2 separate regions of the Mus musculus genome follow, and region 1 is linked to region 2. A link is a contact called in ENCODE Hi-C or POLR2A ChIA-PET data. All regions are on one chromosome and are shown on one strand. The core of a region is the stretch at or near the end of the contact, and the rest is flanking DNA. Distances in the headings are between cores, read along the strand shown.

Region 1 (4,031 bases), core at 1,418-3,917, 940 kb before region 2:
GGTTCTTTGTTTTATAATGTTGAGTCAGAACTTTCTTTTCCATCTTACAGGTCCTTAGCATATGTATTATTTCTTCTGGTTTTGTGTTTCTAAGGGATTCCTGTGTGTGTAAAAATGTGTGTCTCTGCAGTTTATCTTTAGGGTGAGCTGGTGATATGAAAAAGCAGCTGGTTATCACTCTATAAACAAAGAGCTCTGCAACTCATCCCCAACCAGCCTCATACAGACAGACCAAAGGCCAAAGCCGACCACCATCCCAGAGCTCACGCTCACCCCACTGGTACAAACCCTCCTGGAACACTGAGTCTAGTTATTGTCCATAAGGATTGTACTCCTTCATGTACCGCCTGGACTGGACCATTAAATTATACCAAGCAAGTCATTAGTAGCAGTATGTGCATGACAAGCTGTTAATAACATGTATGTATAGGCCATTCAAAAGAATGAAAAGAAAAAATATTGCTGGATACTTTTATGAGGGAAAAAAACATGTTTTTAAATTTCTAAAAGAAAATACCTTGAAGCCAGGATTCTGCATCAAACATACATTTTAGTTCATTGAGAATGCAAAAAGATATAACCTGTCATTGTAAAGTGAGGCATTCCACCAATTCTCATCTTGAATTGTAATTCTAGCTAAAGGAAGAGGGGGGATGCAAAACAAAATCCACAGAGAAACTGTGGAAAATAAAAAGATTCAATGGAGCTATGTACATAGTTTACATGTAGTAAGACTACTTCTAGGGGTAGCCACAGTAATATAGGACTATATTTTCAGGCTAAAACATGCAGACTGCATCGACATTGAATAATATCTACATAACCGGACCAATAAAATTGCTCAGTGGGTAAAGGTGCTTGCCACCCAGCCAGATGACCTGCATTCTATCCTTGAGACCTACCTGAGAGAGGAAGAGAACACATCCCTGCAGATTGTCCTCTGATCCCCACAGGCACGTTGTGCCTTTAGAAAGTATGAACATATAAAGGGCCAGAAAGATGGCAGATGATGCAGTAATTAAGACTGTCTACTGCTGTTGTAGAGGACCAACCAACTTCTGTTCCTAGAATGTACACAGGCTCACAACAGGTTGTAACAGCACAAGGGATCCAACCACGCTGGACTCCTAGTATATTTGCACTCAAATGCATATTCCCACACATCAACAAACACACACACTTAAAAAGTGAATCTAAAAGCTATTTACTGATTTCTCATTCTTTTACTCACTATGAAAAGAAATTACAAGAATTGTCACAAAATCCTGCAAAACATGATAGACCTGATACATACACATACATGTGTATATATGAATATGTGTATATGTGTATATGTATATGCATATATGTATATATGTATGTATGTATGTACGTATGTACGTATGTATGTATGTATATATGTATGTATGTATATATGTATATATATATGCATATATGTATATACGTATATATATGTTGGGCGTCCTGACACCCTTATTACCAGGACAGTCTCTCTGGTAATGAGGCATGTTAGTTAATTGAGAAAGCCTCCTATATCCTTGGAAAGTACAGCCACCTGTGAGAAGTGACCTGAAGTGTGACAATGGAAGGTATCAGACTCTGAGTTACCCTTAATCAACAACTTGCAAGAAATCAGAGAATTCCAGACTTCTTACTGACCTCAAGGAACCAAAATGAGCACCCAGAACCTGGCTCCGCCCTGGCAGACATCTTGAGTTCTATGCTGGGCTTTGCAAAAAGCACTTAGCCTGTGCCTAAACAGAATCTGTAAAATAAAACACCTATTGTGTTTAAAGCAACTCAGTTTGTGCTGATTTGTGATGAGGAAACAGAAAATCAATCCCTGCTCCTTACACATGAATACATTAAATCTCAGATGACTCAAACAGGGAGACTGAGGCAGCGGGATACTCCAAGTTGGCCCAACCTGGGTTCCATGGGGAGTACCAGGAAGCCCAGGGAGACTGCTAGGGCTAGCATACGAAGAGATTGGGTGGGGGGATGCATTTCTGCAGTAAAGCATAACTTGTCTTAGCCACTGCAATTTCAGGGCAACTACAATTCATCTGGGTTTTTCTTCACATTCTGCTTCTAGCTCTGGAAGCCTGAAGTAGGGCCCCGATTCGATTCGGCACCTAGGAGAAAAACTATTGGTGGGGATGTTCAACATTTATTGGCTGTGCACACACCCCAATGCCCCTACTTATTGATCCCTATCCCAGCTACCCGTTTACAAAGGATCCTCAAGAGACTGAGTCAGGCATCTTTTTCCCTGCCACTCACCACTCAGACCTCTTCCCTCTGTGGTCCACCGAGTACTGGCCACTGGGGTAGGTGGGTCTGTGCTCCACTGCCCATTGAAAGCTACCTCCTAGTGCTGTCCCCTCAGCTCCGCTCCAGCTCCTCTTTTGGGATACTCTGACCTAGGCACGCCCTACAATCCCCTGGCGAGCCCAGAAGCAACCCCCTGGCCTCACCGGGAAGCCCAGACCGGGAACCTGGACCTGCTACGTGCAGAGAACCGCTGGTCTGCGCAGCAGGTATTGAGCGCGCTGGTCCGCGCTGCAGGTAACAAGCAAGCACACAGTCGACCACAGGAGACCTAAGACCAATCGCTAGCTCCAAAAAGTGGCAACTTGTGAGTCTCTCAGGCCGCCTTTTATAAGTGAAGGATAGTTTCGGTTTCTCTTCTGCTCCCAGAAGCTTTAAGTTTCGGTTTCCATTCATCACTAATCAAAGAGCATTTGGTGAATGCAGCTTTGCGCATCCTTTGGTAAAGTTAGTACTGTTAAGGTAGGAAAACCAGAGGCTTTGGGATTCTTGAGGTAAGGAGGAGGATTTGACAGGGAAATCTGGAGACATCTAAGCAAGGCAACATTGGAGAGGCTGTAGCAGCAGAACTCCGGGCGCTGTGCCAATTGCTCCTACTGTGCTAACGACAGCAGGAGGACAAAGCCTCAACAAAGCCCAGACACCTCTACCTTTTCAGGTAGTATTTTAAAGGTAGGTAGGAATTTGAGATTACATGAGTCTATTATTGAAGCCTGTGATTAATCCATTTGGGATCTTCTTTAGCCGAATGGCACTACTAAACAAGCTGAAAATGGAGCCTACTTTTATCTCAGCCTTAATAACTTTTCTTTCCTTTGATTTTGTTTGATTTGGTTTGGCTTGGTTTTTTACCTGTCAATACCTGAAATTTGGGTTTGAAAGCTGGCTTGCTTAGTATCCTATGCTTGCTGAACTTTAGGAAGGCTCTAAATATGACAATTCTATTTTCAATATTGGAATTCTAGAAAGTGGGGGACTCTTGCATTTGGGTGACCGTGACAACAATGGGACCAAAAGCTATTTTGTCAGGCACTGGCAGAACTCTCATCCATGGGGAAAGAGCAACAGAATGCAATGTGTTGAGATAACTTGAGAAACATCCATTGTTTTGAAGGCCATTAAGAATGGACCCTTCCCTCATGGTCAGCTTTTGACCTAGCCCCTGTTTCCTTGGTAACAGTAAGAAAAGGTCCCACCCTTTCTGTCCTCCTTTACATTAAAATACTACCTGAAAAGGTAGAGGTGTCTGGGCTTTGTTGAGGCTTTGTCCTCCTGGGTGAGAAAATGTCACCCTTTCCTGTTCCCTCCAATTTAAGTCAGCGACCTAATTCCTTGAGACTGTGGTAACTGTGGTAATAGATACTGCACGCATAGCCTAAACCAAGGAGCATGATATAAGTGGATTATCTCAGGTGGGCCCAAAATAATCATAAGCAGGTTCTTAATGTGGTGACAGAGGCAGAAATTCAGGCTGGTAATTTGATTACATATGTAGTCTTCTAGCAAGACTCTATGAAGATGATGGAAAACCACAAACCAAGGAATGAAATTGAAATAATCTACTCCAGGTTACAAATCTCCATGCTTATTAAGCCAACTGTGAGCACTGTGAGTTCTTTACACAGCCAGCTGACCAAGAGTAAGCTGGCACCTCAGGAGAGCTCTCGGTGGAGAAAACAGGGTTTTCAAGTCAAAAGTCT
Region 2 (3,858 bases), core at 14-2,513:
CATTTTCCTTCAGGAGTACTTACAGAAAGGCTTACATCTAACCTGGAAACAGTTAAAATTATTTCTCTGAAGAGAGTAAAGATTGAGAACTACTAGTGTGGTTGGATGTATGCCAGAAATTAAGTATTTTACTTCTGTCAAGCTTGAAGTAGAACACAGCACTTCTGGTATGCCACAAACTGTGCCCACCACATGTTTTAAAATAAATTATTCTCACAAATCAGTGTATAAGTGTTACCAAAAAACCAACCAACCAAACAAACAAACGAAAACAAATGTATAAGTAGACAGTTTTCTTGTCTACTTAAAGGAGTAATCTTTCACAAAAGAACTAAAACAGTTCAGAAGGAATCTGTCATCTTTATAGAAAATAGATCGATTGGCTATGACTACTGCTTTTAATAAAAAATCTAGACGCTCCCCCTGCAAAAGAATCAGGCTACATGTCAGCAGTGAGAGCTCAAGTCACACTTAATATATGTAAGACAGTAAATATACTAGGACATTAGTATTCATTAGGCGATATATAAATATACATGAGACACTCAACCAAGACATGTCTTAATTCTGCCACCCAGTGGCGACTGCCATCCTGGTCCCACAGGTCTTGTCCAGTTACAAACACTGCACCTACCTGTTCACCAGGCTCTTGGGCAAGCTCTGGCCGAGGCCAGGAATTTATTTATGCACCTCCCTGCTGAGTCACAATACAGCTCCTTGAGCAAGGGGAACAGGCTTCCTATATATTGTGACACACGACAGGAACCCAGTATGTAAGACCACGTGGAACCCTCAGCTCTTTGGAAATGCATGGTGTCTAAATTTGGACTCATCAGGATTTTCTTTGGTATTTTTTTGTTAAAGCGCATAACCTGCGACGGCGCATAAGGCTGGATGATACCGTAGTACACTCTGTACACCATTACAGGCCCTGTAGCATTAGACGCGGCTCTGGAACCCCGGGGGTCATACGCTCGCTTCCGCCTGCTTCGGCTTCTCACCGCTGAGCGGAAGCCAGGCATTGCCACGATGCCGGGGACCGCACACTTCCGAAGCGCTTTCTCCGCCGGGGAGAACGTGAGCGACGTGAGAGCAGGTGGCACCTCGGCCGCCCAGCGTGGCCTTCGAGGCTCCCCTAGGAGGTCTTCTCCCGGCCACGCCCTGGTCACGCCCATCGCTCCATTCCGACCAATAGGCGCAGAGGTGCCTCCCAGTGCGGCCGTGGAAGTGCTTGGACGGTGGGACGCCGAGCGGCCGTTCACGTCAACGCGCTGACGTCACGCGCGTGCGACGCACCTGTCGGGCTCCGACTCCTGCAGCTTCTCTTCCAGTTCAGCGGGTCAGGGCTGGTCGCGGAATCGCTCGGCTGTCACCTCGCCAGCTCGTTGCCGGTGCGCTCGGGGCGGGCCGTCCGTCCGTCTGTCCGGAGGATGAGGCTGGAGTGGGCGGAGGCGTGAGAACCGCGTTACTTTCCTCCCGAGGTGGAGCGCGACTGCTCCTGTAGTCCTTGGAGAGCGCAGTGAGCCTCCAGTCGGGGCAGAGGCGGGTTGGTTTGAGGGCCCGCTGGAGCCGGAGGATTGAACTTCACCCTGAAACCAGCCTCCGCCGGTCCCACCTGGCCGCCTTTACGTAACCTCTCCTGAAAGGCCGGTAGCAGTAAAGTCCGCCGGGGTGGCCACCCGGCAGCGGTGTCCCGGTGAAGCTCCCGGGGCGGCTGGCGCGCGATCGCAAGCAGATGCGGGGTCCACAGGCAGCGCAGCCACCAGCCGCCCAGCTTGCTATGCCTCTGAGCTGCAAGGTGAGTCGCCAGCTGTCAGCTTCACGCCTTGACGGTGGACCGCGAGGCCGGGCTCTGGCCGAGGTGCCCACCTACCTGCTGTCCAGCCCATTAAAATCTCTCCTGTTCCCTCCCGGAACCTTCGAAGGACCTATACGTAGAATTAAAAACTAGGAACCAGCACAGAATTAGTCTTGAATTTACAGTTTGCTCAAGTTTAAAAACGTTTAGGTTTTTTTATTTTATCTTATTTGGTCTTTAGACTTATGCATATCAAATCATTTTTTGTGTGGATATTTGCGTTTTGGTAGTAAACTTGTTGAAACAGAAGTTACTTTAGAGAACTTTTCGTCCTGTGTGCTTTATTTAAAGTATGGCGTTTTAAAATTAGACCACAAGGAAGTTAATTGCATATTCATCGGGTGTGTTCTAATTCTAGGCCGAGATTTCGATTTCCTTTGAAAAGGATGACTCTTTAAGACAATTGGACCAAACCTTTTAATACCTCTCCGCGTGTGCGAGTATAAAATTTAAAAAGTTCAGTTCTGCAAACTTTTTTTGAGCCGTGTATTCAGTTCCTGCACGATCACTGTGGCTTATATATAACTGATACTTTGTAGATGTACTTTTTACCCATGAAAAATTTAGATTATTTTCCTTGGGTCAGTTTTACATACCTCTGTAAATTACAAAAAAAAAAAATGGTTTTTCAGTTCGGGAGTATATACAAGAAGTCCAATGCTTATGTGGATGTTGTTGAGCAGTTTTGAGAGGTGCTGTTTCTGCTGATGTGTTGTTTGTTGTTTTTTAAATATGGCTTTAAATTTAAGTGTATGACGTATGGGTATTTTCTCACATTGAATGTTTATATGGTGTTGACAGAATTTATCACAGATACTGTTCAACCCCTGCCCCTTCCTCTCCCTTTGCTACTTACTTCAAAGCCTCTCTTTGAGTGGCAGCTCAAATTATTTTAAGAGGTCAGTATAAATAACTAAGGTCATTGCTTGGAAATAGTGCCGTCTATGTACCTTATGAAAACTTTAAAGAATTATTCTGATTCTGAATATATGGAGTTCAGAAGAACAGATTTGTTAAAGTTCTGGGCTTTTTGGTAGAAAAATGGCAAATGTCCAGGTCATGTTGGTGATAGGCTTTCTGTTTCCTGTTGTGACAAGTTGGTAATAATTTTCAGACTTCTCAGGAAGCCAGATTTGATCTCTGTGGTGGGTCATATATCAAAGCAGCATCCTGTGGGGTTTGACCACTGATTCTGCTTTGTAGAATTTCTACTTGCTTTGTAGTCAAAATTGTTAGCAGACACTTCCAAAATATATGATATAATACATGTAAATAGAATACATTCTCTCTCAATTTATTTTTCATTAATTCCATAAAGTAAATACATTGACTTTTTTCCAATTAACAAGTGTGGAAACTTGAGAAAGAGTTGAACTATCATTCCTAAGGTCTCACAGCAATAAGTGTCAGACTGAGCTCAGCAGTGTCATCCCAGAACTTTTGCTTTCAATCCTCAATGGCTACAGGGTCTTGCAAGCACTACTAGGTGACATTCTACTGAAAAGTTGGAGTGAGAGTCATGGCGCCATAGTTCCATACATTTGTAATTTGTAAAAGGAGTGCCCAATTGCAGAAACTCTTCCAAGTGTTGTTGTTAAAAAGAGCATCCAGTACTATCACCTTAGTACATTTTTATGTCTTTATGCGCACATTCATATTTGTTAATAAGCATTGTGGCTACAATTCCTTTTGATTCCTAAAGATAAGTGTGCTTGGTTAGGTGTAAAGTGAAGGAAGACCCCCCCCCCCCCCCCCACTGTCTCACTGTCAGAGATTTGCTGCAGCCGGGAGGGAACCAAGTCAATCAACCAGATCTCCCCATTCTTTCAGGAGCAGTTGAATATGTTGTCTTTTCTCAGTCTTCTATAGCAGCTTTTAAATTGGATTATTGTTTTATCTTTTTTTTCTTATCAATGAGCCTTATATTCATCTGTATGTGTGTTTTCCCTCTTAGCCTTTTAAAAATTATGCAGTGTTTAATTTTCCTTTTCCTGGATGCT

What was found. Hi-C counts contacts between places; a loop is a spot of excess contacts on that map. ChIA-PET counts read pairs that join two places held with the same protein, here RNA polymerase II (POLR2A).
Region 1: a loop to region 2 is called in a map of heart, with 4 times the contacts of the local background. The contact joins the promoter of Ddx60 here to the promoter of Clcn3 in region 2. A Hi-C loop is called at or near these places in 1 of 37 maps with a recorded cell type or tissue (heart). POLR2A ChIA-PET finds 5 or more read pairs at or near these places in 1 of 5 experiments (embryonic stem cell).

The regions. Positions count from the first base shown.
Region 1 is chr8:61,926,723-61,930,753 of GRCm38, reverse strand. It overlaps Ddx60 (DExD/H box helicase 60), which reads right to left and starts at 2,667. Exons shown (of 38, transcript NM_001293783.1): 1 at 2,478-2,667.
Region 2 is chr8:60,980,716-60,984,573 of GRCm38, reverse strand. It overlaps Clcn3 (chloride channel, voltage-sensitive 3), which reads left to right and starts at 1,263. Exons shown (of 13, transcript NM_173873.1): 1 at 1,263-1,798.